Linked DNA regions of Homo sapiens: region 1 is linked to region 2. A link is an interaction called in ENCODE POLR2A ChIA-PET data of the cell type or tissue named here. Cell type or tissue: OCI-LY7. All regions are shown on one strand. Links, peaks and the distances in the headings refer to the core of each region. The heading gives the core; the rest is flanking DNA. Region 1 overlaps MLXIP (MLX interacting protein). Region 2 holds the start of ZCCHC8 (zinc finger CCHC-type containing 8).

Region 1 (15,403 bases), core at 3,640-11,639, 360 kb before region 2:
TCTTCACACCAGCCGGTGGCCTGGCCCAATCCCCGGGAAATAGGTAACCCAAACCAGGGCCTTGGGCTTTGAACAGCCAGCCGCTTCCTTCTCTGCCAGGCCCCCTCTGGGCCAGGGTTCCTTCAGGGCCATCTCTGAGCTGCTGCACGTCACGGTTGGGGGCAGGCAGTAAGGAAGGGAAGGATGGCTGGCCTCATTTGACATCCAGGCCGCACGTACCGAGTGGGTGGGGTCTGCAGAGTGGGCCCACTGGGCAGCTGCCATTCCCGTAGTGCCATGGTGGGAGGACAGCAGCAGGGTCTAGTCTGAGTCATTGGCACATTTCAGATACCGTTCTCTTCACGGGGTACGTGTGCCGTGCCTAAGCCGAGGCGGCCGGGCCGTGACTCATGCTAAAGAAAATCAGAAGCACTCCCGGGTGTGACCGCTCACCTTGGTGGCATTCAGTCTTCCAGTTAACCTCTCAGGGAAGAGCCCAAAGATTGAAAATTAGAACAGTGTTCGGGGAGGTCTCTGTTCTCTCTTGAGCTCTTTACAGCTTCCTGGGGTGTCCATTCCCTGATACTCAATTTTACCTTCCTGGCAAAAACTTACTTTCCTGCCTTTTGAGGGTGCGGAATGGCCACAAACCCTGAGAAGGTAGAAATCCCAGCCAGCTCCTTGGAAGACTCTGGGATGTGAGCAGGGCCAGGAAGTTCTGTTCCAGGCCTTTTTTACGTTCCTGCAACATTGTCTGAGAAGACAAAATGGTTCCTCTCTCTGTGATTCTTGCAGCACATCTGGGAAATGCAGACATGATCCAGCCGGGACTGATTCCTTTGCAGCCTAACCTGGACTTCATGGACACCTTTGAGCCTTTCCAGGGTGAGGACCAGAGGCAGAGAGAGCACGGTTGCCTCCATCTCCCCCAGCCCAGCACAGAGCAGATCGCTGCCTTCCTTTAAGAGGCGAGACTTGGTAGAATGGGCAAGGGGGCGAGCAAAGAATTTTTTTTTAAACTGAACTGTTTTTTGTAGTAACTGCAAGGTCTGGGAAGTTTTTCTGGGACATTGTTCAGCAAGGAAATTGGCTCTGGATTTAGCCGTGACTGTAAGCAGTTCTCCCTCGAAGCAGCAGAGGGCACTGATGACACAGCCAGCTCCCTACCAAGGCCCTGCAGTTAGATGGGTCCTTGAGCACCTGCCATTGTGACAGCAGCAGAAACGTCAGGCCTGGGAGTGTTTCAGAGCCCAGGATAGTTGCCAACATGTGTGGTTCCAACCAGAGCCCCCTTTCTACAGAAAAAAAGGTGTCTCAGGGTAATACCCTCTGTCCATGGCATCCCCCTGGGCCATGTGGGGTTTAGGGGTTTAGTCCTTGATTTGTTTGAGTCTTTTTTTTTTTTTTTTTTTTTTTTTAGAGACAGGGTCTTGCACTGTCACCCAGGCTAGAGTGCAGTGGTTCAATCATGGTTCACTGCAGCCCTGAACTCCTGGGCTCAAGCGATCCTCCCACCTCAGCCTCCTGAGTACCTGGGACTACAGGCACACACCACCACACCCAGTTCATTTCTTCATTTTTTTGTAAAGACGGGGGTCTGCTATGTTGCCCAGGTGATCCTCCTGCCTCTGCTTCCCAAAGTGCTGGGATTACAGGTGTAAGCCATCACACCCAGCCTGTTTTAGTCTTTGTTATTTTGAGACAGAGCCTTGCTCTGTAGCCCACGCTGGAGTGCAGTGGCAAGAACACGGCTCACTGCACCCTCAACCTCCCTCCTGGACTTAAGCGATCCTTCCGCTTCAGCCTCCTGTGTAGTTGGGACCACTGGTGGCACCAACCAGGCATGGTGGTTGTGGTTGGCACCTTTTTTTTTTTTTTTTTTTTTTTTTTTTTGAGACGGGAATCTCGCTCTGTCATCAGGCTGGAGTGCAGTGGTGCGATCTTAGCTCACTGCAACCCCTGCCTCCTGGGTTCAAGCCATTCTCCTGCCTCAGCCTCCTGAGTAGCTGGGACTACAGGCATGTGCCACTACACCCAGCTAATTTTTGTATTTTTAGTAGAGATGGAGTTTCACCATGTTAGCCAGGATGGTCTTGATCTCTTGACCTCATGATCTGCCTACCTCGGCCTCCCAAAGTGCTGGGATTACAGGCATGAGCCACCGTGCCTGGCCCTGTTTGAGTCTTGATTCCAGCAAATGCTGGGCACACTGAGCTCAGAAGACCCCTGCTGTTGTTTTTCAGACCTCTTCTCTTCTAGCCGCTCCATTTTTGGCTCCATGCTACCTGCATCTGCCTCAGCACCTGTACCAGATCCCAACAACCCACCTGCACAGGTAGAGGAAGCTGGGGGATGGGTGGGGGAAGGGGCTGGCAGGCACAGGGCTGCTCATCAAAGGTTTGCTGCCAGAGCAAGGCTAATGGCATAGCCACACAGTCACCAGCAAAGCGCCAAGCAGTGCTAGACCAGCACTAATGTGCAGAGGCACGATTCCATCCCTCTTTTACAGCATCCTTCAGCACCCATGGGGTGGGAGACTCTTGGTCCAGGTGTGCTTCTGCCTGAGTGCCAGGTAACCTATGTGCAGCTAGCTCTGCTCCGACTAATTAACACAGAATTAGCTAGACAGAGAAGAAAAACATGGATTACTAATAAAAATAACTTCTGTATATTTCTTTCACGTTTTACTAAGCAATCCAAAAAGTTGCTTACAGGTGCTTGGGGCTACAGAGCTGAGTGAGGTACCATTCTTTGTCCTTACGGAGCCCTCATGCTTATGCCCATGACCAGTTAGACACTGGTAACCTGGCACCATCTTCAAACGGGCTCCGGGAAGAATTGCTACTGCAGAGACTGGGATCTGAACCATTGATTCCTCGTAGCTTTTCTTATTTAGGAAGAGGTGGCCTGATGACCAGTTGACACGTGAAATTGTCCTCGGGGATTCCCGAGCAGCTGCAATCCAGGCTGCCTCTGCTCAGTAATAGAAGATGGCAGAGACTTTGGGGAGACTCTGCTGGACTCCAGAAACAAGATATTCCCAGGCTGCTAGCCAGCTGTGTGAGGGCCGTTGCCTTATCTGAGCTCTGAGTTATTTAGTTTTTAATGGAAACAAGACCCCCGCAGACACGCAGGGAAACACAAATCCCTATCAGATCAGCAGCCATGGACGTGGAGACGTGGCCTTTGTCCCTCTGTCCCAGCGCCCGGCCTGTGTAGTTGGACTTGGCAGTGTGCAGCGCTAGAAAGGAATTGTCTGACCCCAGCATTGCTTCCTGGCTCCTTTCTTCCTTTTTCAGGAGAGCATCCTGCCGACCACAGCCCTCCCCACTGTGAGCCTTCCTGACAGCCTCATCGCGCCCCCTACCGCCCCATCCCTGGCTCACATGGATGAGCAGGGCTGTGAACACACCTCCCGGACTGAGGACCCGTTTATCCAGCCCACGGACTTCGGTCCCTCAGAGCCGCCACTGAGTGTCCCGCAGCCCTTCCTCCCTGTCTTCACCATGCCCCTGCTGTCTCCCAGCCCCGCCCCACCGCCCATCTCCCCCGTGTTACCATTAGTTCCTCCTCCTGCCACTGCCCTGAACCCCCCGGCTCCACCCACCTTCCATCAGCCACAGAAGTTTGCTGGAGTCAACAAAGCGCCGTCTGTCATCACCCACACGGCCTCTGCCACCCTCACCCACGATGCCCCCGCCACCACCTTTAGCCAGAGTCAGGGCCTTGTGATCACCACCCATCACCCTGCCCCGTCAGCGGCCCCTTGTGGGCTGGCACTGTCTCCTGTCACCCGGCCTCCCCAGCCACGGTTAACTTTTGTGCACCCCAAACCTGTATCCTTGACTGGGGGCAGGCCTAAGCAGCCCCACAAAATAGTGCCTGCTCCCAAACCAGAGCCCGTGTCCTTGGTGTTGAAGAATGCCCGTATCGCCCCAGGTGAGCCAGGCGGGGAGACTCAGTGCGGGGCTCCCCCCGACCCAGAGGGATGTTTTCCCATCCCAAAGGCTTTCAAACTTGTGACCACCACCACCACCCTGGTGTGCACGTGCATGCGCACACACATACACTTAAATGAAACAAAAGTGTCATGAAATAATACATGGCCATGATCTAGTCCGTTTTCTATGCTCTATCTTTTTTGTTTTTTTGTTTGGTTTTTTTTTTTTTGAGACAGTCTCTGTTGCCCAGGCTGGAGTGCAGTGGCATAATCTCGGCTCACTGCAACCGCCCCCTCCCGGGTTCAAGCGATTCTCCTTCGTCAGCCTCCCGAGTAGTTGGGATTACAGGTGTGCGCCACTATACTCGGCTAATTTTTGTTTGTTTGTTTGTTTTTTGAGATGGAGTCTCACTCTGTCGCCTAGCTGGAGTGCAGTGGTGTGATCTCGGCTCACTGCAACCTCCGCCTCCTGGGTTCAAGTGATTCTCCTGCCTCAGCCTCCCGAGTTAGCTGGGATTACAGGCGCCCATCACTACACCCAGCTAATTTTTTGTATTTTTAGTAGAGATGGGGTTTCACCATGTTGGCCAGGCTGGTCTCGAACTCCTGATCTCAGGCGATCTGCCCACCTTGGCCTCCCAAAGTGCTGGGATTACAGGTGTGAGCCCCCACACCCAGTCTCTATTCTCTTTTTTTTTTTTTTGAGACGGAGTTTCACTGTTATTGCCCAGGCTGGAGTGAGATGACATGATCTTGGCTCACTGCAACCTCTGCCTCCCGGGTTCAAGTGATTCTCCTGCCTCATCCTCCTGAGTAGCTGAGATTACAGGCATGTGCCACCACACCTGGCTAATTTTGTATCTTCAGTAGAGATGGGGTTTCACCACATTGGCCAGGCTGGTCTCGAACTCCTGACCTCTGGTGATCCACCTGCCTCGGCCTCCCAAGGTGCTGGGATTACAGATGTGAGCCATTGCACCCAGCCTCTCTATCTTTTTTTTAAAGTTAGTCACAACCTACAGTGTGAAAACATGGTCCTGGCCATCTCTTTCCTGGGTCTATAACATGTCTCCTTCAAGAAGTCACACAAATGGTTTTAGGTGCCTTGGTGGCTTTGTCTTCCTGTCCCCTGGGGTTGAGAACAAGCTGTCTCACTGGCAGAGAGGCAGCCTCTGCAGGGTGGGCCAGGCCCTGTGGCCCAGGGCTGCACCTGAACATCCTCCTTATCCTGGCAGCTGCCTTTTCAGGCCAACCACAAGCGGTGATCATGACGTCAGGGCCTCTGAAGAGAGAAGGGATGTTGGCCTCCACCGTGTCCCAGTCCAACGTGGTCATTGCGCCTGCTGCCATCGCCAGGGTGAGGAGGGCCCTAGGCAGACCTGCAGTGTCCTTCTCACCCCGGAGCACTCTGATCTTGGGCGGCCCTCACCTGAGACGACTGGTGTGCCGCCCTGCTGTATATCAGCAGTCAGGGGTGACCTGTCTCCCATGTCACTGCAGGCTCCTGGGGTCCCGGAGTTCCACAGCAGCATCCTGGTGACAGATCTCGGCCATGGCACGAGCAGCCCGCCTGCCCCCGTCTCCCGGCTCTTCCCAAGCACAGCGCAAGACCCCCTGGGGAAGGGCGAGCAGGTCCCGCTGCATGGGGGCAGCCCCCAGGTCACTGTCACAGGGCCCAGTGAGTGTTCACTCGGCGGGATGGTTGGGGCATCGCAAGGGAAGTAACTGGGCCTGCCGTAGACCATGGGGGGTGCTTGCTGGGTCCCCAGGACGGAGCCTGGGCTTAGGACACACAGTGAGGTCTTGTAGGCCTGCTGATAACACAGTCTGGGAACACGCTCTGTGGGTGGCAGGATGAAATGTGGTGGCACTGGCAGGGCAAAAAGTAGTGAACATGTGGCAGTGTAGGTGACCCGTGTGCTCGGGGAGTCCCTGCTGACTGCCCACGAAGGCCTGGTACTGAGCTGCTGATCTCACCCAGAGAAGGGATTGAGGAGCCCTGGGCTTCCTGTCTCTGGGAGCATCAGCCTGGGGTTGCTGTGGCCACAGAAGCCGTCCAGCCTCATCTGGGCACCAACGTGGCCTTCCCCAGCAGGTCTCAGCACTACAGGTCTGTGGCCCATGTCCACTCTTAGGCCATCCAGGGGCAAGATAGTCAGAGCAGGACTGATTTTGCCCAGGGACATCTGAGGAGCCAACAGGCCAGATCAGGGACAAATGGTGTGCCCGAGGCTGTGCTGCTGGTAGAGGGTGTGGGCAGATGGGGCCCCTTCCCTCAAATGCCTGCCATACCAGGAAGGGAAATGGAAATGGCCTCTTTTCTTAAATAAATGCATGGTGTAGGCCAGGCGCAGTGGCTCATGCCTGTACGCCCAGCACTTTGGGAGGCTAAGGCAGGTGGATCACTTGAGGTCAGGAGTTCGAGACCAGCCCAGCCAACATGGTGAAACCTTGTCCCTATCAAAAAATGCAAAAAAAAAAAAAAAAAAAAAAAGCAGGGCTTAGTGGCATGCACCTGTAGTCCCAGCTACTCAGGAGACCGAGATGGGAGAATCACTTGAATCCAGGAGGTGGAGGTTGAAGTGAGCTGAGATCGAGTCACTGCACTCCAGCCTGGGTGACAGAGCGAGACTCAATCTCAAACAAACAAAGGCATGGTGTAGCTGCTCCTGGAACTCTGAGCAAACAGTTGTCTCCCTCTTCCCTCAGGAAGACGCGAATGAGGGAGGGTCTCTGACTTAGTGGGCTCAGCCAGCAGGGGCCTTTTCCAAGGACAGGCTTTGGAGAGTAAGGACTCTTCAGTCTGGAAAGATAGAAACAAGAGAGTTGGGAGTCAGGCCCCTCAAATAATCGAGGGAGAGGTTAGGGCCAACCATTGCCTTGGTCTCCGGAGTCTCAGAACACAGAACTTAGAGCCTGCTGCACAGCCTCACGGGGAGTTTGGGGAAAATAATCCAGCAGAGAGGAAAGGAAGCGGAGGCATTTGTTACAGTAAAGCAGAATGGGCCGAGAAGGCCGAGTCCACCTGGGACTGAGCACGGTCACTCACTCCTCTAATCCTAGCACTTTGGGAGGCAGAGGCAGGTGGATCGCTTGAGCCCAGGAGATTGAGACCAGCCTAGACAATATAGTGAGACCTTGGCTCTATAAAAAATGTTTTTTAATTAAAAAATATAATAATAATAAAGAGCCCACCTGCGAAATATCTCGTAAAGCGACACCAGTGACTGGAACACGTCACACAGGGTTGCTCCATCGTGTTCTGTGTGGATTAAGGGTGTTTTTGTTGTTGTTATTAATTTAAGATTTTCAGGGAGTGAATAAGAATAATCTAAGGAAGCATGTGTGTGCAGTTGAAAGAACCAAGTGCAATACGTGGCTAGCAGCGAGCACCTCATAACCCTGCAGAGACCCCAGGCTGCCTCCTGGTGGCGTTGAGGGGCCAGGCCTCCGCCCCTCAGAGGAGTCTGTTCTTACCAGGTCGGGACTGCCCAAACTCAGGGCAGGCCTCTCCGTGTGCATCGGAGCAGAGCCCCAGTCCTCAATCTCCCCAGAACAACTGCTCAGGGAAATCCGACCCCAAAAATGTGGCTGCACTAAAGGTACCGCATGTCTCCTCTTGGTTCCCTTGGGAGGAGGGGAGAGGAGTGCAGGACATCAAGGATCTGTGTCTTGTCTGGAACGGAGACCTCAGACCCAGCCAGAGCTGCCCAGGCAGGGGTGGATCAGAAATGGGCTTCTCCTTGCCCCATGCCACGAACCAGCCCTGTGGGGATGGTGGGCCCCCTGGAGGCTTTTGGGTGAGCCCCAAGCCTGGGAGCCAACGCTGAGTCCACGTAGTGTGCAGGTACTGCTCAGGCTGCCCGCATCAGTTGCAGGAGGGGTGTGGCCACCACCAGAGCTGTGCTGTGGGGAGGAGGCAGGGCTGGGTGGGGAAGGCGGAGCTTGCAGCACCTGGGATGCACCGGTTCAGCCCTGCCGTTCCCAGCCCCAGCTGTGCACCATTCTGCAGAGCGGGTTTTCTGTGGTTCCCAGTCTTGTCCCTCCGGCTCCTCATTGGAGCCTTCAGCTTCTCGTCGTGCCCTCCTCCCACGTAGCTCTCTAGCCCTGGCCCTTGGGCACCCAGGATCAGCGTAGGGGGTGAGGAAGGGTGGACAGTGTGCCTGCAATGTGCCTGTCTTAGTGACCAGCGGGTTCTCCAGCAGAACCGGCAGATGAAGCACATCTCAGCTGAGCAGAAAAGGCGCTTCAACATCAAGATGTGCTTCGACATGCTCAACAGCCTCATCTCCAACAATTCCAAGCTGGTGAGTTGCCAAGAGCGTGGGCTGTGGCAGGGCAGGGGAGCTGGCAGGACGTGCTCCCTGCGTGGTCATTGCTGGTGGCAGGCCTGCTGGCTGTGGGTGCTGCCTCCAGCCACCTGCCCCTTCTGCAGACCAGTCACGCCATCACACTGCAGAAGACTGTGGAGTACATCACCAAGCTGCAGCAGGAGAGAGGCCAGATGCAGGAGGAGGCCCGGCGGCTGCGGGAGGAGATCGAGGAGCTCAATGCCACCATCATGTGAGCTTCTGGGCCTTGGGGCTCCAACCAGGCACCCCATCCCGATGCAGGGCCTGCCTCAGAGGTGGTGGGACCCTGTGGCCTCATCACTGGTCAGTGCCTCTTTGCTGCAGTAGTTCTGCTCTTTGTCAACCTCCTTCCACAGACCTCTCTTCTCTGTGCCTGGCTGTGGCCCGGCACTGGGCCAGCCCTGCCATCTTTTGTCCCAGGGTCCTTATTGGCCACTGGCTGCTCCACAGCTCCCACGGCTCCTGTCATTTCAGCTCCTGCCAGCAGCTGCTCCCTGCCACGGGAGTCCCCGTTACCCGGCGCCAGTTTGATCACATGAAAGACATGTTTGACGAATACGTGAAAACCCGGACCTTGCAGAATTGGAAGTTCTGGATTGTATCTTTGGGTTTTCTTTTTGCTCTTCCCGGCCCTCAGCCAATGCACTGAAGCCACAGACCGTGGCACTGTAGTTACTTTAGAAAGACTCTTTAAATGCCTGTCACCAAGCTCCTCACGACAGGCAGTGCTAGTGTCTATCTCGGGAGAGAGTGGTCCGGCCTGGCCTGCTGTGTGGGCTGGAGGTGCTGATGGGGCTTCAGGGTGCTTTGCAGGAAGGGCTAGGGAGGTAGAACGGTGGGCTTCGCTCTCTAGGTCCTTAAGAAATCAGGACAATGCTAGAGCCACTTGCAGAAGGTGCAGGGGAAGGAGGCATGGTTCCACACAGCCTGGCAGCCAGCTCGGTCCTCGAAGCCACAGGGAGGGTGAGTGCCACCCCTGCTGTGACAGGCGGAAACCAGGACTCCCTCCACTGAGTGGTAGAGCCCAATTTGAAGCCTAATGGAGCATGTCCACCTCTAGGGGCTCTCGTGCCAAGGCCACCTTGCACTCAGCCTTCCAGGTGGCAGCACGGCTCTCACGGGGAGTGGTTCCCGCCTGGTCACTCCCCACCCTGCCACCGCTCTGCCTCTGAGTAAACGGTCGGCACATGTGTTGGGTTGACCGTGGCATTGGGGCAAGGGTCTGACAGTCAGAGGTGACGGTCGTGCAGGAGGAGAGAATCCCAGCTGCAGCTATCGGGCAGGGCAGGGCGCAGCACCTGTGTGTGCTGGAAGGGACAGAGTGTTTTTGTTTGTTTCTTTTTTCCCCCTGAGACAGGGTCTCACTCTGTCACCCAGGCTGGAGTGCAGTGGTACAATCACAGTTCACTGCAGCCTCCACCTTCCCAGACTCAAGTGTTCCTCCTGCCTCAGCCTCCTGAGTGGCTGGAACTACAGGCTCATGCCACCACGCCCGGCTAATTTTTGTATTTTTAATGGAGATGGGGTTTCACCATTTTGGCCAGGCTGGCCCCAAACTCCTGACCTCAGGTGATCCCCCTGCCTTGGCCTCCCAAAGTGCTGGGATTACAGGCGTGAGCCACCGTGCCCGGCCATAAGAGGCAGTTTTTAATTGAAGAGATGACAGGCACCAGCTCTGATTCCTCTGTGTTGCTGTTTTACTGCCTGCCCTGGTCCTGATCCCTGTCATTAATAGAGCTGGGTGGCGTCTGGAATGAATCAGAGCTTCTTTGATGAAATGGCATACTCCCCATCATCAGGCCGAGGTGGAGGAACTGTGAGTGCCGTCCTGATCAAAGTCCGAGGGGAAACATGCCTCAGGCCTTCACTAAGATGGTCTAGGAGACTGGCATGCACTTTTGCATTTAACACAGAAGGCAAACGCCACTTTCAGGCAGATGGCTCCTGCCTTTATTTATTTATTTATTTATTTTGAGAACAGAGTCTTGCTCTGTCACCCAGGCTGGAGTGCAGTGGTGCAATCTCGGCTCACTGCAGCCTCCGCCTCCCGGGTTCAAGCGATTCTCCTGCCTCAGCCTCCCAAGTAGCTGGGATTATAGGCACCCACCACCACGCCCAGCTAATTTTTGTATTAGTAGAGATGGGGTTTCACCATGTTGGCCAGGCTGGTCTCAAACTCCTGACCTCAAGTGATTCACCCACCTCAGCCCCCCAAAGTGCTGGGATTATAGACGTGAGCCACCGCGCCCGGCTGGCTTCTGCCTTTCCACCTGCTCTGTGCCTTTGATGTTCCTGGCACTGTATGTAAGAACGATTTTGATCGCATGTTTGTGCTAGGACCTGTTCCAGACTAGAGACCTTCTGTGTCCCTGTCCCCTGCCTGCTCGGTGCTTGAGCGGCCCTGTTGTCCAGGTACAGTTAGAGCAGAGTGTTTTCATGAAGTGGAAGACACACCTTGCCTAGAGATCTCTCCCTCTTTTCCCCAGTGATCCATTCTCTGTGGGCAGATACTTTCCAGCCCCAGGGGAAAGGAGTACGCCAGTCCAACCACCTTCGGGTCTGCAGTCCCCAGCCCCTCTCCGTGCTTGCCTTTTCTTTAACCACACACTGCAGTTCAGCATCATCATCAAGCCGCTGTTTGAGTCGTTCAAGGGCATGGTGTCCACCAGCAGCCTGGAGGAGCTGCACCGGACGGCGCTCTCCTGGCTGGACCAGCACTGCTCCCTGCCCATCCTCAGGCCGAGTGAGTGGGGCAGTGCCAGGGTGGGGGGCTTCATGCTAGTCCTGGAGGGAGGACAGCCCCAGGCTGAGGACAGTATTAGCCAGACTCCACTGCAGGCAGCCAGGTGGGGCCGGGGCAGGGGCACAGTGCTGTCCAGGAGGTCCTCAGTCAGGAGCGCCCAGTGGGGGCAGGAGGCTCCTGCCCTTTTGTGTCTCCCAGCTTGTTCAGACCCAGCTTGCATGGATCTAGTGCCAACTATTTGCCAGGCCCTGTATCAGGTGCCTTCAGGTGTGTTTTCTTGTTTAATTCTTATAACAACAAGCAAAGATTATCCCATATGTTAAGGTTATAGAAGCTTAATATCAGAACAGCTGGCAGCCCCATGGCACCAGGAACAGCATAGGATGCTCCACCTACGGCAGCTCCTGGATTTGGGGAGGCTTCTGGAGGCAGAGGGGTGAGTGCCCAGGTCTCGGTGTCGGCCCCTGGCACTCCTCCCTGCAGTCCAGCATGGCTGCTGCTCGCCCCGTGCCTGAGCATTCCCACATGGGTTGTAGGTACAAAGCCGAGTGTGCGGTGTGTGGTGGGTCTGTGTCACTGCCTGTGTCTGACCCTTTCTGTCTTGCAGTGGTATTGAGCACGCTGCGGCAGCTGAGCACCTCCACCTCCATCCTCACAGACCCGGCACAGCTGCCAGAGCAGGCGTCCAAGGCTGTCACCAGGATTGGCAAGAGATTGGGAGAGTCCTAGCTGCTTAGCTGGCATGTGGCCGCATGAGATGCCAGGAGACCCTTCCCTGCCCATGGAGAGTAGGCTGCGCCCCCCAGCCCTTCCTGACGCTCAGCCTCGGGGCCTCTCTCCAACTCTGCCGGCCCACCGTGGCATCGGGAGGCCATGCTCAGGTCTGAAGCAGGTTTGGGGCCTGCTGACAGCAATAGCCCGCCTTTGGGAACCCCTTGCTGTGAACTCTCTCACTCAGTGACCTCAGTCACCAACCTCCTCTGCCCTCGGGGCAGCCCACACAAAAGGGAAGTGCTGGCCGTGCTGGTCCTGCCCTGCTGGTGGCCTGCCGGGCCTGGCGCCGGTGAGCGGAATCGATGGGATGAGGGTGACAGGGCCTGCTCCTGTCCTGAGGCCCAGCCTTGTCCCTCCTGCCACGTCCTGTCCACATGCATGCCTCTGCCTGATGCCCTGCTCCACTCTCTGGTCTGCCCGTGGGGCAGTTGGAAGGCGTCTTTCTTTCTCCCCTCAACTCTGACAGCACCCAGCCCTTGTGGATGGACTTGGGCTTCTATTCAGGCTTATGCATGGCAGGCTGCCAGGGGGAAGTGCCTTCTTCAGAGGTCCTCCAGGACACATGTGTGCAGAAACGGTGGATGTGGAACACACAGGACCAGAATGGAAGCGTGTGATGCACGGTGGCTGCTCTGGCTGAGAGGCCCTGCTGGGCATGTTTCATCTGTCCCCTTTTAGCTCCACCTGACATTGCAGGATCCATGGGGACTCAGCCCAGGGCCTTCTCGGATGTCACCTCACCGCTGTGGCCCTTCTGCCGTTCTTCTCCACTTGGCTCCAGCTGCAGCTGTTGACAGATCAAGCATGTCCTGTGGGAGCTTAGAACCCTGAAGTTCTAGTGTCTGAAAGATCAGACTCCACGTCCTGCTGTCAGCCTTGTCATCTTGTCTGATGTCTTTCAGCTGGGAGCCCCAAACCAGGACAGTTCTCGGACCAAAGATGCCCCCACACTCAAAAGTCTGTCCCGTCTTGTGTTTGGAGAAGGAAACAATGTTGGCAGGCAGCACTCTGTGGTGGTCAGCCCTCAGAGCTGTTTCTAGGCATCTCTCAGATCAGACAGCAAAGAATCTACCCAGATCTGGGCTGGGTGGAGGTGTGGCTGGGCTGGGGGCCATTCTGAGCCTGCAGTGAGAGTTTGGCCCAGCCTCAGTCCTTGCTCTTCTCTGGCTACCTCTGCAGGGAGCTGCAGGGGCAAGCACTCTCTCCAGCACTCAGGAAGCCCGGCCGAGGGTACCTCCTCGTGGAAAGAATGCACTTTAAAGCTCTGCTGAGGAGTTCGGAGCCCAGGCTTTCAGGCGACCTCTGCCCTCCCTGCCTCTCCTCACCCTCCCTCTCTTCCTGCAGGGCCTGGGAAGGGCTTTGAGGGAGCCTGGGAGCCATGTGAAGAGGGGCACGCCTGGGCTGTCCCACAGTTTAGATCCAGTTGGAGGTTCTCCCTGGCTCCTGCAGGCCTGCGGGGATCTCTCCCCACTTCAGGCCTCCGGCCAGCTGCCTGCCCTCTTGTCTGTGCTTCAGCCCTGCACAAAAGCAGCTTGGTGACACCACTCAGCCACCCAGAGTACGTGTTTACAGGCTTTCCAGATCACCTTCCTGTGGGGTGAACGTAATGAGGCGGGGCTGGTCCTTGGAATTTCCCCTGGAAAATGGTAACAGACTCCATCCTTGACCCGGGGATGAGCATGAAGGCATTGTCCCAAAGGCAGAGGCCACCGTGGTAGGAATTCCACCAAGGCCAGAAGGGAAAAAGGAAGAACCCACCGTGTCTGGCTGTGCGGGCCCTGGGGAGGGTCGTGAGTGCAGCCCCTCTCTACTTCTGTGCCTTTGTAAAACGTGTAGATAACCGCAGTGGTTGGCTGAGCCAAGAACTCTCCTAAATCAGTGGCTTTCTCCCCACCCCTTGCTGGGGAGTCATTTTTAAAAAAATCTGTGGGATATAAAATTGGCCTCCTGCTGCTTCAGCCTACCTCTCCCTCTGCTGACTTAATGTCGTGATTCTGTTTCTTCAGATATTTAAGGCTGTTAGGTTGTGTGAGCCTTGAAGTGTGTGTGTGTGTCCCAGCGACTGTCCACTGTCCAGGAGATGCATGTCTTTGTATTGGAGATATTTCTGTAACTCATTCTCTTGGTGCTCACGATTGCCATGGCCATAGGGCCACAGTGCCGTATCTGCTGCAGACATGATTGTTTCTTGTTCTAGAGGTTTTCTTGTTTTCGAATCTTGCCTGATGAATCCAGCCAGACCAAGGGGCCTAGATTTGACCTCTGTCCTGGGCTCCTGGGCCAGGTGCAGGAACATCTGAGGCCACTCTGCTGGCCACCTCCAGTGGGTGCTGACCACAGGATGGGCTTTGTTTACACTCATTTTCACCCTGATTCTTGCCCCCACTTTCATAAAAGAAACTTCAAAATGCTGACGCTTTGGAGAGTAAGAAAATCAATCTTGGCTGGGCACGGTGGCTCCTGCCTGTGATCCTAGCACTTTGGGAGGCTGAAGCTGAAGGATCACTTGAGCTCAGGAGTTGGAGACCAACCCTGGCAACATAACAAGACCCTGTCTCTACAAAAAAAAAAAAAAAAAAAAAAAATTTAGCCGTGTGTAGCAGTGAGTGCCTGTGGTCCCAGCTACTTGGGCCTGAGGCTGGAGGATTGCTTGAGCCTAGAAGTTGCAGTGAGCTATGATCATGCCACACTGTACTCCAGCCTGGATGACAGAGTGAAACCCTGCCTCTAAATAAAAGAAAATAGAGGCAGACTGTGGTGGCTCACGCCTGTAATCCCAGCACTTTGGTAGGCCAAGGCGGGTGGATCACCTGCAGTCAGGAGTTCACAACCAGCCTGACCAACATGGTGAAACCCTGTCTATACTAAAAATACAAAACATTAGCCACGTGTGGTGGTACACGCCTGTAATCCCAGCTACTCGGGAGGCTGAGTCAGGAGAATCACTTGAACCTGGGAGGCGGAGGTTGCAGTGAGCTGAGATTGTACCACTGCACTCCAGCCTGGGTGACAGAGCAAAACCCTATCTCAAAAAAAAAAAGAAGAAAAAAATAGAAAATCCAAAAAGAAAAACCAGAAGGCCTGCTGGCGTATAAATCCCTGGGCGGGTTTCTGATAAATTGCCCTGTGCTGTCAGCCCCTGCACTGCACTGCTGCCTTCCATGGTGGGTGGGAGACCCCAGAGCGGGGCAGGCGCCACTGAGGGCTTTTCTTGGAGTCGGCCAGCAGGCCACGCAGCATCCGGCACCCTGGGCGGGCTGGCTAGCTGCCTTCTTAGGACATCTCTACTTTGAAGGATTTTACCGCAGGAAGCAATAGCAGCGCTGGCCATTGGTGCTGATGACAGCATTGGGTCTGGTTGAGGGGAAGGGGCTGGAAAGCAGCAGACCCCCCCAGTGCTGCGCATGGTCCCGGAGCTGTCAGCCAGGGGAGTGGGGTCAGCCGTCAGCCAGCCCTCCCATTTCCCGCCCATGGGCCCTGACCACACTCCCTTTTCTAGAAGTCAATCCTAAGGTTTCTCTGCTCTGGCTAAGAGGATGTAAATTTGGATTCTTAGAGGGCATGGCACCCCCAGTCCCTGCCCAGATAAAGTAGCACAGTGGCAGGCAGCACCTC
Region 2 (15,075 bases), core at 1-8,000:
AGAGGAACATGCCACCACATCCAGCTAATTTTTAAAAATTTTTTGTAGAGACAGAGTCTCACCATGTTGTCCAGACTGGTCTCCCACTTCTGGTCTCAAGCAGTCCTCCCAAAGTGCTGAGATTACAGGTGTGAGCCATTGTGCCCAGCCAAAAATGAGTTTAGATACACAAAGTTAGCTCACATAGAGAAAAAAGGGTGAGATATGAGGAAGTTAATTTGAAATATTGGCCGGGTGCGGTGGCTCCTGCCTGTAATCCCAGCACTTTGGGAAGCCGAGGCGGGCAGATCATGATGTCAGGAGATCAAGACCATCCTGGCCAACACGGTGAAACCCCATCTCTACTAAAAATACAAATAAATTAGCCGGGCCTGGTGGCAGGCACCTGTAGTCCCAGCTACTCAGGAGGCTGAGGCAGGAGAAAGCAGAATCGCTTGAACCCAGGAGGTGGAGGCTGCAGTGAGCCGAGGTCATGCCACTGCACTCCAGCCTGGGCGACAGAGCGAGACTCCATCTCAAAAAAAAAAAATCTGAAATATTTCTAAATTCTAAAATTTAAACCTGTAGTCACCACTGCAGCCAGTTATTCCAACTGGTGCCAGGGACTAAAAAGTTCATGTGAGGCCAGGTGCAGTGGCTCATGCCTGTTAATTCCAGCACTTTGGGAGGTTGAGGTGGACAGATCACTCGAGGCCAGGAGTTCGAGACCAGCCTGGCCAACATGGTGAAGCCCCATCTCTACTAAATATATAAAAATTAGCCGAGTGTGGTAGTGGGCACCTGTAATCCCAGCTATTCGGGAGGCTGAGGCAGGAGAATTGCTTGAACCCGGGAGGTGAAGGTTGCAGTGAGCTGAGATAGTACCACTGCAGTCTAGCCTGGGAAACAGAGTAACACTCTGTCTCAAAAAAATTAAAAAATATAATAAAAAAGTGCATGTGAAATTACATCATGGCACCTCCAAATTCTGAAAGCTTGAAAATATAATTTCTCATAATCTGTACTTTAACAAATACTTTAGATTAGTGACCTGTTAAATAAATATATATTTTGAGATACCAGTAATATCTCTGTTAAAGTTAGGTGCCTAGGCTGGGCATGGTGGCTCATCCCTGTAATTCCAGCACTTTGGGAGGCCTAGGCAGAAGGATCACTTCAGGCCAGGAGTTTGAGACCAGCTTGAGTAACACAGCAAGACCCTGACTCTATCAGAAAAAAAAAAAGTAGCTGGGTGTGGTGGTGTCTGCCTGTAGTCCCAGCTATTTGGGAGGCTGAGGCGGGAGGATCAAGGTTTCAGTGAGCTATAATTGCAACACTGTACACCAGCCTGAGTGACAGAGTGAGATCTTGTCTCAAACAAAAACAAAAACATAAAATCAGATGCCTAAATGCAAATCTACACACTTTATCTTTTTCAAAAGCACATTACTTTTTCTTCTAAAATGCTGATTCTTTCATTGTTCTATTTATGAACACATTTTAACTATGTAAATAAATCTTCAGCTAGAGTAATACTGTAATCTTTTTTTTTTTTTTTTTCAGACGGAGTTTCGCTCTTGTCACTCTCAGCTCACTGCAACCTCTACCTCCCGGGTTCAAGGGATTTTCCTGCCTTAGCCTCCCAAGTAGCTGGGATTACAGGCGCCCACCACGTCCAGCTTATTTTTGTAATTTTAGTAGAGACAGCGTTTCACCACGTTGCCCAGGCTGCTCTCGAACTGACCTCAGTTGATCCGCCCACCTCGGCCTCCCAAAGTGCTGGGATTACAGGCGTGAGCCACTGCCCCTGGCCCATTATACTATAATTTTTTTTTTTAGGTGCTGGAATTACAGGCATGAGCCACCAGACCCAGCCAATATTGTAATCTTAATTCTAACTTTCTAGAAATGTTTGTTAAATAGGAATAGCTAGGTTAACAACTTGCCTATTCTGAACATTAAGTAAACATTTTCTGGATTTTGTTTCATCCTTTCATCCAATAAATGAGCTTACAATTTTAATCCACTTATGAGAATTCAGACCTTATCCCCACAATTAAATAACTATTACTTTGATTTCTTCAGAGTATGCTAAACAAATAAAAATGATACAAAAATCCCATACACTTTTTACAACGAAATTCTGATTAAATATTAATATCAGGATAAATAATAAGGGACAACTATGGAGTAATTTCAAAAATCTCATACCTCGGTCGAGTCAGAATGTTCAATTTTCGTTTAAGTTCTTGATGTTATTATTTGTTAAGGAAGATAAGCCCTCATTTAACAATGCAAATCATAAAATTCAACTACTACTTCTCTCACTTTTGGTGTCAGAATATTATAAAGACAAAAGACCCACGGATATTTTGAGGATGACACACTTATTGAGCTTCTATTTTGTTGCAGGGGTAGGCTTTTGAAACCCAAAATTAAAGTACGGTTTTTATCCTTTCGAACATATATTCTAAGACACGATCCTGAAGTTCAACAGACTAACAAACTGAACCAAAACCATTATTGAAGCATCAGTGTTCCTGTCAAACCTTTCAACAACCACTATGTGATAAAGAGAATGCAGTATAACGAGCTGTTAACAACTTTAGAATTTGGAATAAATCTATGGATGTCCACTGTAGAATCCTTTCAACTTTTTTTTTTTTTTTTTGAGACACAGTCTCACCCTGTCGCCCAGGCTGGAGTGCAATGGTGTGATCTTGGCTCACTGCAACCTCCGCCTCCCAGGTTCAAGGGATTCTCCTGCCTCAGCCTCCTGAGTAGCTGGGATTACAAGCACGCGCCACCACGCCCGGCTAATTTTGTATTTTTAGTAGAGACGGGGTTTCACCATGTTGGCCAGGCTGACCTCCTGATCCTCATGATCCACCTGATCCTCATGATCCTCCTGACCTCATGATCCACCCGCCTCGGCCTCCCAAAGTGCTGGGATTACAGGCTTGAGCCACAGCGCCCGGCCTCAACTTTTTGTATTCTGAAAATTTTCCTCACAATGTGGAGGAAGACGACATTCTGAAAAAATAAATCGCGCTTCACAAACCTTAAAAACTGATATACTGACTGGGCGCCGTGGCGGGCGCCTGTAATCCCAGCTATTCGGGAGGCTGAGGCAGGAGAATCGCTTGAACCCGGGAGGCGGAGGTTGCAGTGAGCCGAGATCGCGCCACTGCACTCCAGCCTGGGCAACAGACTGAGACTCCATTCCCCGACCCCGTCCCCCTAAAAAAGCTAACATATCAGCCACTTTCAGTTCTCTACAAATTTTAAAAGGAAAACTACCCGAACCAAAGTTATCTATCTACCTATAAAACTCTACGAACGTAAAAAAAAACATACTAGCAAATCAAGAAAAATCTGCAATCTTGTAACTCAAGTCTAACAGAAACTTCTTTGGCGCGTTTTCCTCAAGGCGTTGCAAAGCATCTTCAGCACAGAAGCGAGCTCCGAGTGGAAGAACTCTAAAATTAATCCCCAATTTTAATCAAGCAATTAACCAATTATCTCAGCACACCCGGATTCCTTGAGGCCCCCAACTCTGCATTCTGGGACCACTAGCGTTTGCCCCGGTATAAAAACCGATCCCGCGTCTAAGCAGCCGGTATTTCATCACCTACAACTGTAACATGACGGCACAATTTGAGCGTGGCTGCGAAATATGAAACCTCACCACGACCTCAAACAGAGGGGGGCAATTAAGGGCTTGTGTACAATCTGTCAGGTGAGCAGCCTAAAATAACCCTAAACACGGCACCCGGGTGGGAGGCAGGAGTGGGTCTGGTCAGGAGACGGCCTCCCTGAGGGGAAGAGGTCTGCGCCGAGGCAGCCTGCGCGCCCCGAACCCTAGACTCTCGGTCCGCCGGCGGGTGACAGAAAGCACTTGGAATTCTGGCCCTCCTGGAACTTCCGCCCGCGCCCTCGCCCTCGCCCGGCGCTGCCCCGGCCCCACGCCTGGCGCTGCCCCGGCCCCACACCCGGGTGACAGGGCCCAGCGAGAGGAAAGGATATTCTCGGCGCGGAGCTGCTCGATGGTCTCCTCGCACTGCCGAAGCCGCTCCCGTAGCTCCGCGTCGCCGACCCCATTTTCGTCCTCCTCGTCGCCGTCGTCGTCCTTGAAGCGAGTGTGAACGGGCTTCGGAATCGACTCCTCTGGGTGGTCGAACGGCTCGAAGAGCTCTAGATCGCCAAAATACACCTCTGCGGCCATTTTGGGCTGTGGAAAAGATTCGAGAAGAGGCGGAGCCGGCCACCAGGGCTTGGGGAAGAAGGTTGGAAGGCGGCACCACTCTCTAGAGCTCTGGCCGCACGGAGCCACCCGCTAGGGTTTTCTCCAGACGCAGGCCGCGAAAGCTGCACACGGGGCGGGGCCAGTCGCTAGAGACTACAACTCCCGGAATGCAGCGGGGCCTATCGGGCTTGCGATTGCCCGGAGGACGGCATGCTGGGACGTGTGGTTTCTAAGCGACTGGTACTCATTGTCTGCATTGCATCCTGGGATTGGTGCTTTTTGAAATGTGAAGAAAGCTGGAGTAGGTCAGAATGCGCTAAAGCAATCTGGGGGCAGGGCGGGGTGGCTCACACCTGTAATACCAACTACTCGGGAGGCAGAGGTGGGAGGATCACGTGAGCCCAGGAGTTGGAGACCACCCTGGGCAACAGAGCGAGACCCAGACACTACAAAAAAATATAAAAATTAGCTGGGCGATTGTAGTCCCAAGTACTCGGCAAGCTGAGGCGGGAGGGTTTGAGCCCAAGAGGTCGAGGCTGCATTGAGCCCAGATGGCGCCACTGCACACCAGCCTGGGAGACAAAGCAAGACCCTGTCTCAAAAAGAAAAAGAAAAACAAAAACCAGTATGGGATGTTCCTGTTAGGCAACTAAGGGTGAAAAATCAGAGCACGACGCATAGCTTCTCACAGATTCTGGTGTGCGTGCCACACCAGAGAATAAGGAACTCCATAGCCTGAAAGGGAACTGAATAAAAATAAACATAAAAGAGAATAAGAAACTCCAGCTTTGCTACAGAGATGACTGTTGTAGATTAGTTTATTGAGCTTGCTTCGTTTTTAATGTAAGATTAGCTAGACTCAACTATTTGTCTGTTGAGGCTTTCTGTCATTCAATCACATTATTTACTTACACCTTCGATGGGCCAGGCACTTGTCTAGGACCTGAGTATGGTTACAAGAGTAACCACAATAGAGTAATTCCTCCTCTCACGAAGGCTGTAGTCCACAAAAAGCAACAAAAACCCCATAATTATAAATGTTCCTGTTCTTGGGTCGAGATGGTTGTTGATGGATATTGATCACACAAAGAAATGTGGGCCGGGGGCGGTGGCTCACATCTGCAACCCCAGCACTTTGGGAGGCCGAGGCAGGTGGATCACGAGGTCAGAAATTCAAGACGAGCATGACCAACATGGAGAAACCCTGTCTCTACTAAAAATACAAAAATTAGCCAGGCGTAGTGGCACACGCCTGTAATCCCAGCTACTCAGGAGGTTGAGGAAGGAGAATCGCTTGAACCCGGGAGGCAGAGGTTGCAGTGAGCCGAAATCGTGCCACTGCACTCCAGCTTGGGCGACAGAGCAAGACTCTGTCTCAAAAAAAAAAAAAAAAAAAAAAAGGTGAAAAACACAGGAAGTTATGAATATTTAACAAACACCCTAGTCTGTGGGAGTCAGTAAAGTGAGGAAGTGAGACTTTAAGGATCGGCAAAGTTGGGGGTGGGAGGATGGAAGAGTGTCTTAGGTGTAAGGACCACCATGTTGAGTGAAAAGGCAGAGTGGAGCAAGATGAGGTTGGAACACTGCTAGGTCAGTGCTCAAAGGCCCTTAAGGAAGCCTCTTTCCGTTTACAACATTGGGAAGTCACTTACACATTTTAACATTTTTTTTTTCTTTTTGTGGACAACAGGATCTCCCTATATTGCCCAGGTAGGTCTTGAACTTCTGAGCTAAAGCTATCCTCCTGCCTCTGCCTCCCTAAATACTGGGATTACAGGAATGACCCACTGTGCCTGGCCATTTAAATTTTTTTTTTTTGAAATTTTATTTTTTGAGACAGAGTCTCACTGTGTCACCCAGGCTGGAGTGCAGTGGCATGATCTCGGCTCACTGCAACCTCCGCCTCCCAGGTTTACTTTCACTGAAAAATCTGCATGAGGCCTGGCGTGGTGGCTCACGCCTGTAATCCCAGCACTTTGGGAGGCCCAGGCGGGTGGATCATGAGGTCAGGAGTTCAAGACCAGCCTGGCCAACATGGTGTAACCCGGGAGTTCAAGACCAGCCTAGCTGACATAGTGAAACCCCGTCTCTACGAAAAATACAAAAATTAGCCGGGCGTGGTGGCGGGTGCCTGTAATTCCAATTACTCAGGAGGCTGAGGCAGGAAAATTGCTTGAACCCAGGAGACAAAGGTTGCAGTGAGCTAGGATCATGCAACTGCACTCCAGCCTGGGCAAAAGAGTCTCTCACAAAAAAAAAAAAAAGAAAAAAAGAAAAAAAAATTCTGCATGTAAGTGGACCCTAAAGTTCAAACCCATGTGTTCAAGGGACAACTGTAATTTCATCTTTTAATTATTTGCATTTGGCTACTCAAAAAAGAAATTGAAATAAAATACTTAGGCCAGGCACTGTGGCTTCACACCTGAATCCCAGGTAGCACTTTGGGAGGCTGAGATGATGCAGATCATTTGAGGCCAAGAGTGGGAGACCAGCCTGGCCAACAGCCTGAGAACCCCATCTCAGGTACATTGTCATGGGCCTTTGGTGCCAGCTACTCAGGGGAGTGAGGTGGGAAGATCACTTGGACCAATATACATATACACACATATTTTATTGGACAGTGCTGCTCTAGATGAGCAAAGTACAGGCTGTATCACTCATCATGTATGGTCAGCTCCTAAAATAACTGTAGACACACAGGAAGCTTTTGCGTCCACACTGCCTTAGAAGGTCATGAACATTTTTAATAAGATTGATTTAAAAAGGCAGAGCTTAATTGAAAAATGTTGATGATCACGAAATGAAGGATCCATAGTGTCATTTCCTTAGAAGGCTTAGATTTGTCACTGAAACACGGTGAAAAGCCATTTTGCCATAGAATTTCTGTGCTCTGGGAAAATGAAAGGTTTATTAAAGTACATTAAAAATCTTACAATCTGGCTAGGTGAAGTGGATCACACCTGTAACCCCATCACTTTGGGAGCCCTGAGGTGGGAGGATTGCTTGAGGCCAGGAATTCAAGACCAACCTGGGCAACGTAACAAGACCTTGTCTTTATAAAAAATTAAAAACAAGCTAGGTGTGTTGGTGAGCACCTGTGGTCCCAGGTACTCAAGAGGCTGAGGTGGGAGGACTGCTTGAGCCTGGGGGAGCCTGCTGCAATGCACTGCACTCCAGCCTAGGACAGAAAGCAAAAAAAAAGAAAACACCCCATTACTTCATTTTCATGTATAAAAAAAATACCTAATGAGCAAGTTGGCAAGACTTAATTCCAGCTTTTAAAATAAGGCTGTCAATCTTATTCCTGTAGTCTTCCCTGATTGTAATGTGCTCTCATTCTGTGATGTTTTCCAAAGGATTTTTCAAAGGAAAGCCAAACCTTATTACTTTGCTGTAACTGAAGTAAATTAACTTCAAGTTTTGCAGGCCCCCCCCACCCCTTGGCTCCAGATTTATGTTCAATCTAGTAACAAAACATTTTCTAGGCTGGCTGCAGTGGCTCACGCCTATAATCCCGGCACTTTGGGAGGCTGAGGAGGGTGGATCACCTGAGGTCAGGAGTTCAGGACCAGCCTGGCCAACATGGTAAAACCCCACCTCTACTAAAAATACAAAAATTAGCTGGGTGCGGTGGTACGCCTGTAATCCCAGTTACATGGGAGGTGGAGGTGGGAGAATTGCTTGAACCTGGGGGGCAGAGGCTCTGGCAGTGAGCCGAGATTGTGCCACTGCACCCAGTTTAGGCAACAGAGCAAGATCCTGTCTCAAAAAAACAAACAAAAAAAATTTCTAATATTTTAATATTTTATAGTCTATGCTGGAGAAGACTTCAAAGGGATAATGAGCAAAAAGCATGCAAAGAACTTGTTATAAGGCACTTTATTAAAATAAAAGTGCTTACATCCCTTTAATGCATTAATCTATCTCCTGAATAACACATGTAATATTTGACAAATACTGAATACCAAGTCTGTCCCTTATAATAGGAAAACATACTATTTTAGTAAGTTTTCTCCTTCCACCTTTTACATTTTTGCTCACCACGGTATTGACTGTAGTATAGTTAACTGGCCTTAAAAAGGGTGGTGGGGAGGGGATTTCTAGCTAGTGTTTTCTAACAGCAATTGCCAAATGCTACAGAAACTATAAAACAAATTCAAAGAAACATCCCAGGTAACTTAAATTAACACCAGTTTTGAGAAAACCATTTTTATTATCATTACCACCCAGCTTATCTGTGCTGGATTATGTACCAAATGGCCAGATCTTCTAAAGAACATCTACATAACATTTCTTTCATGTTTCAAGAGATGAAAATAACTGTACAAGGTTAAGTACAAAAGTACACAAGACAGCGGACACGAAAAAATCCATGTATGAGATTTTATCCCCACCTGCAGCTTTTATATATTTGAAAAGTAGAATTCATGAACTAAAAAATATTATCCTTCTATAGTCCTGTCAAGTTTAATGGAAGTGGGTTTAACCTGATTACAACACTAACACCAGTATCACTGATCTGATATTTACAAAAATTTGTATTTTTCAATAAATTAAAGTCAATGCAACACCCATGCAAGCTAGAGTGCTAGCTGTTTGGTGAACAAGGACGTGACATCAGAACAAGAAGTCTATAAGTCCCAAACTTTACAAGTGTGATCATTTTCAAACTGCATCCATTCCTCGCATTGAAGATGTGAAACCCAAACCCATTCCTCTTTGTGTGTGGGTTTGTGATCTTGCCATTTCATACTGAGCATCTAAATTTCGAAATACTTCTTCCTGCTGCTTCAGAGTCTTGTAACTTTCTTCATCAACTGAGCTACATCCAGCTTCATCTTCACTCTAAAAATCAGACATAAAACATTACAATGAATTCAGATGGAGATAAATATTCTCTCACTTGACACTATTTTTTATGTATTTTTTTTTTTTGAGATGGAGTCTTGCTCTGTTGTCCCGTCTGGAGTGCAGTGGTGCCATCTCGGCTCACTGCAACCTCTGCCTCCTGGGTTTAAGTAATTCTTATGCCTCAGCCTCCCAAATAGCTGGGATTAGAGGCACATGCCACCACGCCCAGCTAATTTTTGTATTTTCAGTAGAGACGGGGTTTCACCACATTGGTCAGGCTGGTCTCGAACTCCTGACCTCAGGGATCCCCCCTGCCGCCTGCCCCCCGGCCTCCCGAAGTGTTGGGATTACAGGTGTGAACTAGGCTGACACTATTAAATTATACTTTTGGCCGGGTGCAGTGTGGCTCACGCCTGTAATCCCAGCACTTTGGGAGGCTGAGACGGGTGGATCACCTGAGGTCAGGATTTCGAGACTAGCCTGGCCAACATGGTGAAACCCCGTCTATACTAAAAACAAAAAACAAACAAACAAAAATATACTTTTGGGATATGTATTTGATCTCAATAACTTAATTTCCATTCATTATTGAACACCTCCAAAGGACAAGGCAATGTTCTTTCTAGGTCTGGAATATAGCAGGGTGTAACAAAAGTTAACTTCAGTTTAGTAGGTTGGAAAAAACATAATATGTAGAAGATGTCAGGGTATAAATGCCACAGAGGAAAGTAAAGTAGAAAATGGGGATGGAGGCTGGGCGCAGTGGCTCAGAACTGTGATCCAGGGCTTTGAGAGGCCGAGGTGGAAGGACTGCTTGAGCCTCGAAGTTTAAGGCTGCAGTGAGGTATGACTGCACCACTGTACTCCAGCCCAAGTGACAGAGCAAGCAGAGCAAAACCCCGTCTCTCTCTCTCTCTCCAAGTGTGTGTGTAGGGAGGACAGTGGGTAGGGGAGATGGAAATGTTTCAGAATGGGATTGCTTGTTATTTCACAAAAGGTGGTGGGAAAGAACTCAAAAACGCTGACACCTGAGTAAAGACCAGAACTAAGAAAATGAGGGAAGAACAGTGCAGGAGGGCTAATAGCTAATACAAAGATCCCCTGGCACATGTGAAACTCACCTTAATACCCATCAATTTCCTAAATTTGACATTTTGGTCCTTGTTTCCAAAATTCAATTTTTCCCATATTTCAGCAGATTGGGATTTGTCCTGTTAACAAACACTGAACTTTAAAATATGTAAAATTTAAATATTTTTTAGGACATGAAATCTCTCAACAATGTCTAAATTAAAAAAAAAAACACCATGGATAGCATTCAATCAATGTAAGTTTAATTATTTCAAGACTTAAGAAACCACAAAGCAAAGAAATACAAGCAAGAGGTTGGCGCCGTGCTTCACTCCTATAATCCCAGCACTTTGGAAGGCCGAGGTGGGCAAATCACCTGAGGTCAGGGGATCGAGACTAGCCTGGATGACTAGGTGAAACCCCGTCTCTACTAAAAATACAAAAAACTAGCCTGGCATGGTGGTGGGCACCTGTAGACCCAGGAGGGTCTCAGGAGTCTGAGGCAGGAGAATTGCTTGAACCTGGGAGGCAGAGGTTGCAGTGAGCTGAGATCACACCACTGCATTCCAGCCTGGGTGACAAGAGCAAGACTCTGTCTCAAAAATAATAAAAATAAAATAAAAAAATGGATTATTTTCCTGTCATAGACCTTTTTCAACATGCAATTTTTGCGACTGCATGTCATTTGCATTTAATGTCATTTGTCATTGCAAATAATGTCAAAAAAAAAAAAGTACCTCATAATCTATGAAAAATTCTAAACCAAGTAGCCTCTTTTCCTTACTACTTCTATGGTAATATTAGTTTTCTTTGAAAGCTTGACTTCAATCAATTATGTTTTATTTTAGTATTAATAACTGGCAAATAAGACTATCATAGCTTATTATAAGTTTTTTGAGACAGGGTCTCACCCAGGCTGAAGTGCAGTGGCGTGATTTTTTTTTTTTTTTTCCAGATGGAGTTTCGCTGGAAACTCACTGCAACCTCCGCCTCCCAGGATCAAGTGATTCTCCTGTTTCAGCCTCCCAAGTAGCTGGGATTACAGGTGCCCACCACCATGCCTGGCTAAGTGGCATGATCTTGGCTCACTGTATGTAGGCTCTGCATCCCAGGCTCAAGCGATTCTCCTGCCTCAGCCTCCCAAGCACCTGGGATTACAGGTGTGTGCCACCACACCCAGCTGATTTTTATCTTCTTTTCAGTAGAGACAGGGTTTTGCCATGTTGGCCAGGCTGGTCTTGGACTCCTTACCTCAACTGATCCGCTCACTTGGCATCCCAAAGTGCTGGGATTAAAGGCATAAGCCACCCGCGTCTGGCCACCCCAGGTTCTTACAAAGTTAAGCCGAAAGTAATATTTTTCAACCCAAATTTGTTTTTCTAAGCAATTACTAATTAGGAATAAACGACAGAAAAGCAGAATAAGAGAACTTACCCCTTCTTTCTTGCCCTGCCAAAGCATTTTCCTTTTTTTCTCTTGTTCAGCAAATTTCATTGGATTAACAGCGGCTGGGTTATAGTAGCTAGGAACAGCTATTCCTGTCTCTGCCAAAGCTTTAGCTTGCAGGGCTGCCATCTGAGCTGCCATGGCTATCTGAGGTGTTACTTGTGTTCCTGATGCCAACAGGGCAGCAACATTGAGAACAGAACCTCCAGTAGCTGCAGCTGCTTGAAGAGAATACAAAAATGGATTTTAAAACGATTTTAAAACATAAACCTCCTGATTTACATTAACGAACGATTTATAAAAAGCTATGAATGTGCAAAAAGGCAGGATTTTCACCAAATCCAAGGAAATGACTGAGTATTAGCTCACAAGTTTTTAGCAAACATTTATTGTGTTCATCAACGGACATATTTCTACATAAACCCTTGATATATAAACCATTTATTGCAAGGCGCAGTGGCTCACGCCTGTAATCCCAGCACTTTGGGAGGCTGAGGTGGGCGGATCACCTGAGGTTGGGAGTTCGAGACCAGCCTGACCAACATGGAGAAACCCCGTCTCTACCAAAAATACAAAATTAGCCGGGCGTGGTGGTACATGCCCGTAATCTCAGCTACTCGGGAGGCTGACGCAGGAGAATCACTTGAACCCAAAAGGCGAAGGTTGCAGTGAGTCGAGATCATGCCACTGCACTCCAGCCTGGGCAACAAGAGCGAAACTCCGTATCAAAACAAAAAAAAAACCCATTTATTTACTTTGAGGATAGAGAATTCTGCAAATAGTAAGAAAGTATGATTTCAGTGGAGATGAACTATAGTGTTTCTAAGGTATAATTACAAAACAATAAAACCTTGTATTTTTTTAAATTTATGAAATGTTCTCATGGACATTTCATTTGATGCTCACATCATATACTTGAAAAACAGTATGCAGCTAAGGCTGGGCGCAGTGGCTCACGTCTGTAATCCCAGCACTTTAGGAGGCCAAGACAGGCGGATCACAAGGTCAGGAGTTCGAGACCAGCCTGGCCAACATAGTGAAACCCCGTCTCAAATAAAAACTACAAAAAAATTAGCCAGGCGTGGTGGCAGGCGCCTATAAGCCCAGGTACTCAGGAGGCTGAGGCAGGAGAATCACTTGAACCCGAGAGGTGGAGGTTGTTGTGAGTCAGGATTGTGCCACTGTACTCCAGCACAGGCGACAGTATGAGCCTCCGTCTCAAAAAAAAAAACAAAAACAAAAACAAAAAAAAACCCAAAAACAACAACAGTATGCAGGTATTATGCTAAGTCCAAGTTCAATAAAGCCCTGGTATTTCCACTGTGATTGAGCAGTCCTCTGTAAAAAAAGACACCTCTGATTACCTATTTTTGTCAGTCCAGAATATAACCTTAAAAAGTACTTAAATTACCAACATTATGGGAACCAGAGTTACCAAAGAGAGTAATGATGTAGTAAAAATAAAATGGCTATTTGTAAACTTTTAGAGTTTCAAATAAGTGCCACTGTTTACCAAAAATGTAAAAAACAACAAAAAACCATCTTCCAGATTAAATTTCATACCAAATCAACAGTAAGCTCTTCGTGATAATTTTTTGTTTTTTGTTTTTGTTTTTTTCTTTTTCGTGAGACAGGGTCTCACTCTGTCACCCAGGCTAGAGTGCAATGGCGTGATGTTGGCTCACTGCAACCTCTACCTCCCGAGTTCAAGCCTCCTGAGTAGCTGGGACTATAGGCACACACAACCACGCCTGGCTAATTTTTGTATTTTTAGCAGAGATGGGGTTTTGCCATGTTGGCCAGGCTGGTCTTGAACTACTGACCTCAGGTGACCCACCTGCCTTGGCCTCCCAAAGTGCTGGGATTACAGAAGTGAGTCACTGAGCCAGGCCTGATAATTTTTGAAATCTGCAATGTTTGTTACGCATAAAAACTTGATTTCTTGAAAGAGAAATACATATTTCAGATCAGTTCACTTTCTTGCATAAACTACATTTCCAAAATCGTAAAAGACATCTGGGGCCGGGCGTGGTGGCTCATGCCTGTAATCCCAGCACTTCGGGAGGCCAAGAAGGACGATCACCAGGTCAAGAGATCGACACCATCCTGGTTCAACACGGTGAAACCCCGTCTCTACTAAAAATACAAAAATTAGCTAGATGTGGTGGTGCACACCTGTAGTCCCAGCTACAGGGGAGGCTGAGGCGGAGAATCGCTTAAATCCAAGAGGCAGAGGTTGCAGTAAGCTGAGATCACGCCACTGCACTCCAGCCTGGGCGATGGAGCGAGACTCCGTAACAACAACAACAAGATCTGTCATGATGACTAGTGTTACATAAACAAACATACTCATTACTAATTTATCAACAAAAATTATCCACATGGACCACATCAGAAACAAGCTACAAAACACTTAAGTGAGAACACTAAAATACACGTTTACAGTGTACTGATGGGAAGTAGGAATCATAGGTGATTTTCTTCCTATTATTTTCTATATTTTTCAATTTTTCTACAAAAAGCATGTCAAACTTAGGCTGGGTGCAGTGGCTCATGCCTGCAATCCCAGCACTTTGGGAGGCTGGGGCAGGAGGACTGCTTAAGCCCGAGATCAAGAATAGTCTTGGCAACATAGTGAAAGGTCCTCTCTACAAAAAATAAGAAAAAAATTAGCCATGCATGGTGATGTGGGACCTGCAGTCCCAGCTACTCGGTAGGCTGAGGTGGGAGGATCACTTGAGCCTGGGAGTTTGAGGCTACCATGCGCTATGCTGGAGCCACTGCACTCCAGTCAGAATGACAGAGCAAATCCCTGTGAAAAACAAAAAAGCTTGAAAGAGCTCAAATCGAGATGACTAAAAAAGAATGAAAAAAATTACCTGCAGCTATTTCTTGTTGTTTTTGTTTTTCAACCATTTCCTTTTCTCGCTGTTCTTGTAATTTCTTTGCCCTTTCCAACCTGCAAAATTAATTTCAATGAATTTAAAATAACACAATATAAAACCATTATGTATATATCTCTCTATATGTGCATGTACAGAGACAAGCCAACTTCCATAAAATTTTAAATTTTTAGCATCCCTCCACCGATAGCCGTATGTGAAGAAAAAGCAATCATTCTTAAGATGATATAAGCTACATTTGAAGAATACCACAACAGTGGTTTTAAACATTTTTGAATTGACTAGTCAGAAATGGGCATAGTTTTTATATGCAGTTCCAATTAACAAGTGAAAAAAATTACGTCTTGCAAGTAACATATTGAAAGCTGAGTAAATTTTAGAGCATGGTTAAGTAGTAAATAAATTTATAGAATTATCTAAATGTTTCTTGAGGGAGAAAAAGCCAGCCGATCAAGACATTCGGATAATTTTTTATATTGTACAGACCTTAGTAAAGTCTTCAATTTAATAAAAATCAAAAAGCCAAAACTAAAAGGTCAAGCAAACCTTGCCATTCTCTGTAATCTAATAAAATGGGAG

Evidence for each region. Peaks named below come from ENCODE experiments on the same cell type or tissue, not always from the same donor. Only the 100,000 strongest peaks of a DNase experiment are listed, where the experiment ranks them.
Region 1: POLR2A ChIA-PET joins it to region 2 with 27 read pairs; 2 of 35 experiments call an interaction of 5 or more read pairs at or near these places.

Annotation. Positions count from the first base shown.
Region 1 is chr12:122,130,070-122,145,472 of GRCh38, forward strand. It overlaps MLXIP (MLX interacting protein), which reads left to right. Exons shown (of 17, transcript NM_014938.6): 6 at 1-43; 7 at 775-864; 8 at 2,223-2,314; 9 at 3,279-3,918; 10 at 5,155-5,276; 11 at 5,420-5,597; 12 at 7,400-7,521; 13 at 8,125-8,226; 14 at 8,355-8,482; 15 at 8,746-8,869; 16 at 10,885-11,014; 17 at 11,622-15,403. The coding sequence ends at 11,743. Among named protein-coding and RNA genes, the nearest start is that of IL31, 36 kb to the right of the region's middle. RefSeq lists enhancers at 1-617, 8,097-8,959 and a silencer at 12,420-12,620. In OCI-LY7, for the core only: CTCF peaks have their summits at 7,362 (motif pointing left) and 7,561; no DNase peak of the experiment used is centred there.
Region 2 is chr12:122,496,637-122,511,711 of GRCh38, forward strand. It overlaps ZCCHC8 (zinc finger CCHC-type containing 8), which reads right to left and starts at 4,296. Exons shown (of 14, transcript NM_017612.5): 1 at 4,006-4,296; 2 at 2,191-2,233. The coding sequence starts at 4,204. RSRC2 (arginine and serine rich coiled-coil 2) reads right to left here. Exons shown (of 10, transcript NM_023012.6): 7 at 14,473-14,552; 8 at 11,582-11,811; 9 at 10,198-10,287; 10 at 6,818-9,070. The coding sequence ends at 8,891. RefSeq lists enhancers at 3,264-3,955, 3,956-4,649, 4,145-4,224, 4,425-4,484, 4,535-4,714 and 1 more and silencers at 3,855-4,004, 7,433-7,633. In OCI-LY7, for the core only: CTCF peaks have their summits at 4,769 and 4,968; DNase peaks (open chromatin) are centred at 3,655, 4,395 and 5,715; H3K4me3 peaks cover 4,959 bases; H3K27ac peaks cover 5,133 bases.